2 separate regions of the Homo sapiens genome follow, and region 2 is linked to region 1. Evidence: chromatin contacts called from ENCODE Hi-C or POLR2A ChIA-PET data. All regions are on one chromosome and are shown on one strand. Each heading gives the region's core, a stretch centred on a gene start or an enhancer-like site at or near the end of the contact. The rest is flanking DNA. Distances are from core to core; before and after follow the strand shown. Region 1 has its middle 38 kb from the start of CMTM8. Region 2 overlaps CMTM8 (CKLF like MARVEL transmembrane domain containing 8).

Region 1 (4,495 bases), core at 723-3,222:
GGTTTTGTTTTGTTTTGATTTTGGCCACATGAAACACACACACATCCTCAACTAATCTGTTCTATTTCTTATGTGATTTGGATTTAACCATTTTCAGACTAATGACTTAAAGGATGACTCCAGGCTACAGCAGATCATTTTAAAAGTAACTATTTGCTATTAAAAGCACTTAAGTTCAGGCGCGGTGGCTGATGCCTGTAATCCCAGCACTTTGGGAGGCCAAGGTGGGAGGATTGCTTGAGCCCAGGAATTCGAGAGCAGCCTGGGCAACATAGGGAGACCTCATCTCTCCAAAAAATTAAAAAATTAGCTGGGCGTGTTGGCATACACCTGTAGTTCCAGCTACTCAGGAGGCTGAGGTGTGGGAGGTCAAGGTTGCAGTGAGCCATGATTGTGCCACTGCGCTCTAGCCTGGGTAACAAATGAGATCCTGTGTCAAACAAAAAACAAAAAACAAACCAAAAGCAGGGGGTGTGGGGGAGGCACTTCAGCACTTAACACAAATTGCTGATGTGAAAGCCTCATATTATTTGAAATTTACAATTACTTTTTTTTTTGCTCTTAAGCAGAAATGATTACCCTGACTACTCTTTCTTGATGTTTTGCTTTGGATAAATGAACTGTAATATCATGCGTTTCCCAGTATGGGTCCCTTCAGGAGAAAGAACCACAGCATAGGTGAAGTAGAGGAGGCTTTATATAAAGAAGCTTTAACTATGCTAAAAGAGTAACAATAAGATACAAGAAAACGCTATATGGTACCCTAGGCTGAGGGAAAGTACTAAAGGAAGCACAAATTTGGAAGAGGTTCACATCTCACTGGAGAAGGTGTGGTTCAGCCCACCAGGCAGCAGAGTGGTTTCCAATTCTGCTGGGCCAAAGCTGGCCTACAGCTGCTGGAAAGCAAAAGGCCACCTTCCAGAGTGCAGCCTGGGAGCTGGGCTTGGGTGAGCGTGGGAGTCCGCATGGGGACAGGAACCCCTCAGGGCACATAGGCTGCACCGGAGCTTTGGTTTCCATGACAAGAGGGCCATGGAAAGGCTGTCACCAGGCTGAGGCTGTAATGTCCCAGAGGGACTGTGTCCTGGGCTGGGGCAGGCTCTACTGGATGTCCCGGGACCCATTTCCACTCGGGAAATGACAGGAGAGTCTCTTCCTCCTGCAGTTTCCTCCAGCGCCCTGTACAGAGAAGTTTAATAAACATCACACCCTACTTCAAGAAGAAATGCTTAAAAGAATTCTAGGCTGATCCCAGAGCATATACTGAAGGTTGCATTCGGAGCTGAGAAGCAATAAATTGTGTTTTTCCAAGAATACAGCTCTGTCCAATTCATTAGGGACTGTTTGGGGGGAAAGAATAACAGAAGTTGCCTAATCTTACATACTCAAATTCCGAGTTGGGTTAAGGGTTTCCTGAAGGGGTGAACTTAGTCCAGGCACGTGTCCTCTAGAGTGTTCTATGTACTAGTATGAAGCAGAAAAAAATGGAGATACGCTGTGCTGAGCAAAGTGATAAGACTGACTGTTGGACACTCCAGAGCTTTCATATGCTAATGTATAATAACTTCTCTCCAAATTACTCAGACTGATAACCCTTTTTCCTTCAGGGTTATGTACAAGTTGCCTATAGCAGATTTTTTTTTCTCAAAATTCCCACATCTTCCCACATTCTCTTCTTACAATGTGATATTGAAACTCTTCCCATTGAGAATTCAGATCTGTTTTTCTTCCTCTGAAATTTGCGTGAGCATACGACTATGTTGGAAGCGATACTACATGGCTTCCAAGGTTAGATTATAAAAGACAAAACAGCTTCTGCTTGGTTCTCTTGGGACAATTGTTCTTGGAACCTAGCCACCATGCTTTCAGGAAGCCTAAGCAGCCACGTGCAGGTTTTATGTCCAAAAGGCCCAGCTGCAGTCCCAGCCAACAGCCAGAATCAGTCACCATACATGTGAGTGAGTGAGTGTTCAGTTGATTCCAGCTCCCAGCCATTGAGTCACTCCCAGCTTCCAGGTCTTCCCAGTCAAGGCCTCCGACATTGTGCAGCCGAGGCCAGCCAGCCATACAAAGTCCTTCCCAATTCCTGGACAAGTAGGATCCATGAGCGTAATACAATGGTTGTCGTTTGAAGCTACGAAGTTTAGCCTGGTTTGTTACACAGTAATAATTACTGGAGCACACCCTGTAGGAAAGACTTTCTTGCAAATCCCAACTGCGTTACAGTTTTGTCCCATCCTTCAATCCTTCTTTTCACTAATATCAGGCTGTCCACTGGTTAGACCAGATATCCACTGCTCTACCAAAATGGTTGCCAGTGTGCTGCAACTCTGTGAGCAAATTCTTCTCCTCTGTGTGACCCATACTGACCCGGGCACTTTCCAGATTCTTTCTCCATAGTGTAAGATATGTTCTCCTTAGGTCTGGAGAGGAGAGGATGCTTGACTTATCCCAGGTTGTTTAACCTTAGGATTGTGTGTTGGTCACAAAGTGTAAAGAAGTGAGTCTGAGCGTAGCCAGTTCTGTTTCTTCCCTTTCAGAGTGACTGCCCACTGGGGTATTAGCCCTCCCCAGGATAACTCCTCCTGCTTCTTCCCACTCCTCCTCTTCCCTTTCCCCCTTTGTTTTCCTCTCTCCTTCCCCTTCCTCTTCTTCTCCTCCTATTCCTCTTCCTCACTCCCTCCTGCTTCTTAAGCAGTTACCAGAAGCCAGGCACAGCAACATAACGAGGTGTGAGCAGTGCTGTCATCCCCTGGTTGGTGCTGTTCGTATTCCTAATCCCTGTGGATCCCTTTACCATTTCTCTGCACACAGGCTTCCCAGCCAGCACCTGAGTCTCTGGTTTCTTTGTCCTAGAATGGTTCTTGGGCTGCCTAGTTGCAAATGCCTGGCAGTTTACACACCTCCTTCCCCCAGTAGCCCTTAACCCTTGTGGAACTAAACCAAAACTTTCCTCTATGGAATCTGGCTTGACATAGCACTTTAGCTTGGCCCTCTTCCCTTCCCTGTCTCCTGGGAATATTTCCTGATATGTCACTTTTGCATGAATCCTAGTCTCCGGGTCTCTTTCCGAGAAATTCAGCTTAAGATATTTCTATTTAATAATCAGGGAAACTGAGAAGTAAATTGCACAATCTCTGTAAAAAAATAAGTGATTGACATTGAGATTTTAACCTGGCTTCCTTTGGATCTCAAATCTACATACCTGCTCATTACTCAATACCGCTTCCCGAAATAAGGCAGCCAGTTAACACCTAGGTCTCTCCCCAGGACAGCTCTAGGCAAAGCACTGCTAGGAAGAGCCACCCATGCCAAGTCAGCTGCCTGTTTATCCACCACCCCACAGTTCTTTAAAGGTAATCCTTTGAGAGCAGATCGTGCTATATTGAAGTTTGCAGCCCCACAACATTATTATGCTCATGACTCTGCAATTTGGACAGGGTTTGGTGGGGAAGGAAAGGCTCGTCTCTGTTCCATGTGGTGTCAGCTGCAGGCCTCAACTGGGGAAAATCTGCCTCTAAGATGGCGCACTCAGGCTTTCAAGTTGGTGCTGTCAACTAGACGATCAGCCAGGGCTGAGGCTGGAGGGGTCTCTCTAGGTGGGTCTCTCCATGTGGCTTCTCATAGCAGCAGAGCCAGGCTCCAAGGGCAAGCCATCCCCAAAGAGAGCCAGGAAGCTGGGTTGCTTCTGTGGTCTGGGCTCAGAAGTCAGATAGTATCACTTCTGCTCTTCTCTACTGATGGAGGCAGTCACAAAGGCCCACCCAGTGTTTTCAAGGGATGGGGACAGCCACAGGCTCCACCTCTTGTTCGGGAGTGGCCAGGTTCTGGAAAACATGTGTGATGGGAGATATTACTGTGGCCATTTTTTGGAAGCACAATCTGCCACACAGATATTATGTTCATTCTCTTGAGTTAGCTTCTGCCAGGCATGGAAGACACGGGCATCAATAATTCTCAGGTTCCCAGCTTCTGCTCTGCCATCCGAGAGGGATGCCCTTCTTGCCTTTGGCCCAGTTTGGGTTGCATCTTTGTTCCAATTGCTGTGGTATGAGATTGGATAATATTATTGGTTTATTTGGGGTTGGGGCCCTACCTCTGCCAATCCCTGTGGCTTAGGGTGTGAGATCTGAAAGCAGATGGCTCTAAACAAGAGGATAAGGATGAGGGTAAGGAGTAGAGCCAGAAGAGGGGAGGGGTGCTATCCTGAGCAGACACATTAATAGCTGTTCACCATAGGCAAGAGACCCTGACCTTAAGACATGCTGTCTTGGAGGCATTGCTTGTAAAGACTTCTCTTCCCTCCCCTCCACTGGGCGGCAAAGAATGTGGCTGCTTGGATAAATGGGCTCCCAGCCTGCCATCCCAAGGGAGGACTTGTATTACTTTATAGACCCAATTCTGCCAATCTAGCTAGAGGTTTAGGTGGAAGTTGTGGAGCTTTATGATTAAAGAAACAAACCCAGCAGGTTTAGCAATAAATGGGATCCATTTC
Region 2 (4,495 bases), core at 881-3,380, 140 kb before region 1:
TTCCTCAACTGTAAAATGGGGATACAGAGGCTTCCCTCCTAGGGTGTGGGAGGACAAAATGAGTTAATCAATGTATGCACAAGAGTGCTTGCGAGGTGCTGTGTCAATTATTACTACTATGCTAATATTATTGCCAGGGTTTACAATGGCTCTTAGGAGAAACAGCTCTCCTCTTTCTCAGGTAAAAAACCTACTTTTCTCTGTAACTGAAGCTTTTTACACTTGTGTGGAGCCAAGAAGTCTACTTCCAGCTCCCTGCATGTATGGACTGAGCTTGAGAGCTCTCTCATGAGTAATAATGCCAACACGATGTCAGGCTAAGTGAACTGTGAATGTGTAACCCTGAAGCTCTGTCTTCCCTGCCCTGTGTGGACACCTGAATGCCACACGGTCCACCTCAATACCATGGTTAGCATGCCCCTGTTCCTGTTTGGTTAAATGGTATAATCAAGGCCATCTGGCCTGGTAGGAAGAGCTGGGCTTTGAATTCTTACCACCTGTGTGACTAGGCAAATTGCTTTCATCTATTCAACCAATATTTATCGAGGACCTATGTACCCAAGCCCCTGGTAACAGTATAATATCTACTATGGAATAAGGAAACACTTCTTGTACCTTACCTCATTTGACCCACACAGCTAGCCCCCTAAAATAGGTTTTTGTTTTTTGGGTTTTTTTGAGATGGAGTCTCATTCTGTTGCCTACGCTGGACTGCAGTGGTGCGATCTTGGCTCACTGCAACCTCCGCCTCCTGGGTTCAAGCGATTCTCCTGCCTCAGCCTCCTGAGTAGCTGGGATTACAAGCGCATGCCACCACGCCCAGCTAATTTTTATGTTTTTAGTAGAGACGGGGTTTCCCCATGTTGGCCAGGCTGGTCTCAAACTCCTGACCTCAGGTGATCCGCCCACCTCAGCCTCCCAAAGTGCTGGGATTACAGGCGTGAGCCACCATGCCCAGCCTTAAAATAGGTTTTATCATGATGATTTTATAGATAGGAAAACCAAGGCACAGTGAGTTAAAAAACTTAGTCCAAGTTTATTTATTTTTTTTGAGACAGAGTCTTGCTCTGTCGCCCAGGCTAGAGTGCAGCGGCAACCTTGGCTCACTGCAACCTCCGACCCCTGGGTTCAAGTGATTCTTCTGCTTCAGCCTCCAGAGTAGCTGGGATCAAAAGCACATGACACCACACCTGGCTGATTTTTAAATTTTTATTAGAGAGGGGGTTTCGCCATGTTGGCCAGGCTGGTCTTGAACTCCTGACCTCAGGTGATCCACCTGCCTCGGCCTCCCAAAGTGCTGGGATTACAGGTGTGAGCCACCACACCTGGCCTCAAGTTTTTAAACTGTACTACACATCAACATCATGCCGTAAGTAATTTAACTCTTCTGTGCCTCAGTTTCTTCATCAATAAATAGAGATAATACATATTTTCTAAAATCCACATAAGACAATATACTCTACAAAGGATAGTTGCTATTGTGATTAATACCTTAAAAAAAAGAGCAGTTTGGCAGACCATAAGCCTGCCTTAGAGGAATAGGCTGGTGTTTGAGACAGAGAAGCTGGCTCCTGCCGTGTTCTTAGGGATAGGACATTACCTGGAATGCCACCAGCCAGTCCCTTCTCACGTGCAAGGTTCTGGGCATATGGAGATTCTAGTAAAGGCAACAGAAGCCTCTATGCAAATCCACTGTCACGTCTGCAAAACAAGATGCCCGGCAGCTGCCCACCACTGTTGGGCCACTAGGTAGTGCCATCTTCAGGCTGAACAGGGCTGATCACGACAAGGCCTTTTGAAGTGCTGGTCTTTCACATGGCATCTTGGTGAAGGACAAGTACATGGAAAACAGGATGGCAACTAATCCTATTTGCTCTGATGGCTTAAACATCTAAGTTAGAGAGCATGCTGCTCTTAATTCAATGAATTCCAAGAAATCTTGCAAGAAAGGTGATATATTACAGAGTTTGACACAGGAGCCATATTGAGTCAGTAAATAGGCTATGGGCACCTGCCACATGGTAGGCACAATACTGAGTGCCCAGGGTACAAAGGTGAATGAGGCTTGGGTCCCTGCACAGGAGGAATTCGCCATCTAGTGCAAGAGACAAACACAATTCAGTTCTTTCTTTTTCACCAGGGGTTGGCAAACTTTGGCCCAGGGCCACATGCGGCTCACTGTCTGTTTTGTATAGTCAATGAACACAGCCATGCTTATTCATGAATGTATTATCTATGGCTGTTTTCACACTACAACAGAATATGTGGCCTCCTGGCTACATAGCCTGAAATATTTACTATCTGGCCCTTTATAGAAAAAGTTTGCCAATTCCTGTTTACAACCACACACACTCTCTGCACTAGGAAATATACACACATGCACATATATGTGTACTGATGTTTTTGTTACCTGTTTTCCAAATCAGGTTATTAAATATATCAAGCCAGAGAAGATTATACAACGGAAGAGTATACCTCTTTCCTGGAGCATCAAGGAGTTACATTATCCTCAAGCTGACCTCTCCCTACATTTGCTTTCCAGAGTCACAGGGGCTCTTCAAGCCAGTCACCTCCACTCTCATCCCAGGTTCGGAGCCCTTCTGTTTAGCAAGCATGGCGACCATCTTCACTTATCCACTAGAGGGTATCCAAACACTGCTTATGAAGACTAAGGTGATACAACCGGACCCTGTTGAATGGCGAGAGATCAGAGTTTACTGTCTGGATGAGTTCCTACACTTACAACGCCTTGCACAGAGGTGGCAGGGCATGGAAGAATAAACTGGACTCTCACCCATTAGTACCAGACGTTGCCTGGAAACAGATCTGACAAGAAATGCAATCAGCTGGCTGAGATAAGGATGAATTAATACAAAGACTTGGAAGGGCAAATTTAATCCACAAATTCACAGCCTCCTCCTTCTACCCCTGCAAAGTTCTTTTTATTTATTTATTTATTTTTTGAGATGGAGTCTCACTCTGTCGCCCAGGCTGGAGTGCAGTGGTGCGATCTTGGCTGACTGCAAGCTCTGCCTCCCGGGTTCACGCCATTCTCCTGCCTCAGCCTCCCGAGTAGCTGGGACTACAGGCGCCAGCCACATCACCTGGCTAATTTTTTGTATTTTTAGTAGAGATGGGGTTTCTCTGTGTTAGCCAGGATGGTCTTGATCTCCTGACCTCATGATCCGCCCGCCTCGGCCTCCCAAAGTGCTGGGATTACAGGCATGAGCCACCGCGCCCGGCCTACCCCTGCAGAGTTCTTACTGAAGTATGTTTAATACTTTATAGGGGAACTGTGTGGAGCATCAACAAGCACAACCGAAGGGCTTCAGGCCTTGCTGCTTTCTCCAACAAGGCACTTGGCCTCTGGGCTAGAAAGATAGTTTTTAATTGGGAATGGAGAGCTGGCCCTTAGCAGAAGCATGTCTGGATTGCCTGGGAGGATTTCAAACCATGTGGTCGTCTTTCTGTTTTCAAACACAGCATGAAGATGGGCATCTCCTTCCGGTCCTCTCTGACCTTTTCTGAAGTCCAACTGTGTAAGATTCCTTTGGGTACTCTATTCCAGAACAGAACAAAACTTGAGGCCTAGATGTTGCTAGTAATTTGTGAATTACCTTATTCTTGCTTAGGACTTTAGTCTCACGTTCTACGATCAACTAAAGACCGGCACTGTGACAACACCACAGGACCCTGATTTTCCCAGCAGGCAATGGAATGGAAATTGACCTACTGGGCTGGCTTTAAGATATGCCCACAAATTCTTTGATGCTCTTCTTGAAGGTAAGCTGGACTTACTGACTTGCTTTTGATGAACAGAATGTGGCAGAAATTATGCTATGTGACTTGGGAGGCTGTGTCATAAAAAGGAGATAGCATCCATATTGTGAGGACACTCAAGCAGCCTTGCAGGGAGGTCAACATGGAACAGAAATGAAGTTTCCCACCAATAGCCAGCACCAACTTGCCAGCCACGTGAGTGAAGCTGATTCTCCAAGCTGAATCCTTGGAAGTGGATTCTTCAGCCCCAGTTAAACTTTAAGTGACTGCAGCTCTGGCAGACATCTGATGGAACCTTAGGAAAACACCTGAGCCAGAACTGCTCAGCCACGTTGATCCTGAATTCCTTATGTACAGACACCGTGAGTGATAACAAATGTCTTCTGCTGCTTTAGGCTATTACATTTAGGGGTAATTTGTTACACAGAATTAGATGACCAATATACAAAGTACCATCCAATTTTGCCTTATATACAATAGGTAGTGTGTTAGGTGCAAAGCCTGGGAGACCTGGGTTTGTCACTAATTTGCTGTGTGACCACAGACATAACTATTTTCCTGAGCCTTGGTTTGTACCTTCACAAGATGGGTACAGCACCACCTAGGTTGCTGCAGGGTCTTAAGGTGTTTTGTGATCGGCAAAGATAGAGGTAAAAGCAGTGATATCAGTCTCATGTTTTTTCTTCCAGAGAACATGATTTAATGCTTAGCAGAG

Evidence for each region. A loop is a pair of places that touch in the nucleus more often than their neighbours do. ChIA-PET counts read pairs that join two places held with the same protein, here RNA polymerase II (POLR2A). Pooled maps may share reads with other maps.
Region 2: a loop to region 1 is called in a map of mammary epithelial cell, with 2.1 times the contacts of the local background. The contact joins two enhancer-like sites. A Hi-C loop is called at or near these places in 4 of 168 maps with a recorded cell type or tissue (adrenal gland, mammary epithelial cell, pancreas and 1 more) and 3 of 50 pooled maps. POLR2A ChIA-PET finds 5 or more read pairs at or near these places in 4 of 52 experiments (Caco-2, HEK293T, WTC11 and 1 more).

What each region holds. Positions count from the first base shown.
Region 1 is chr3:32,198,113-32,202,607 of GRCh38, reverse strand. No RefSeq gene overlaps it. Among named protein-coding and RNA genes, the nearest start is that of CMTM8, 38 kb to the left of the region's middle. Within about 2 kb of position 1,972, at least 7 of the 41 ENCODE cell types and tissues checked have a DNase peak (open chromatin) inside an H3K27ac peak, as active enhancers do.
Region 2 is chr3:32,338,431-32,342,925 of GRCh38, reverse strand. The region is part of intron 1 of CMTM8 (CKLF like MARVEL transmembrane domain containing 8); the gene reads right to left. Among named protein-coding and RNA genes, the nearest start is that of CMTM7, 51 kb to the left of the region's middle. Within about 2 kb of position 2,130, at least 2 of the 41 ENCODE cell types and tissues checked have a DNase peak (open chromatin) inside an H3K27ac peak, as active enhancers do.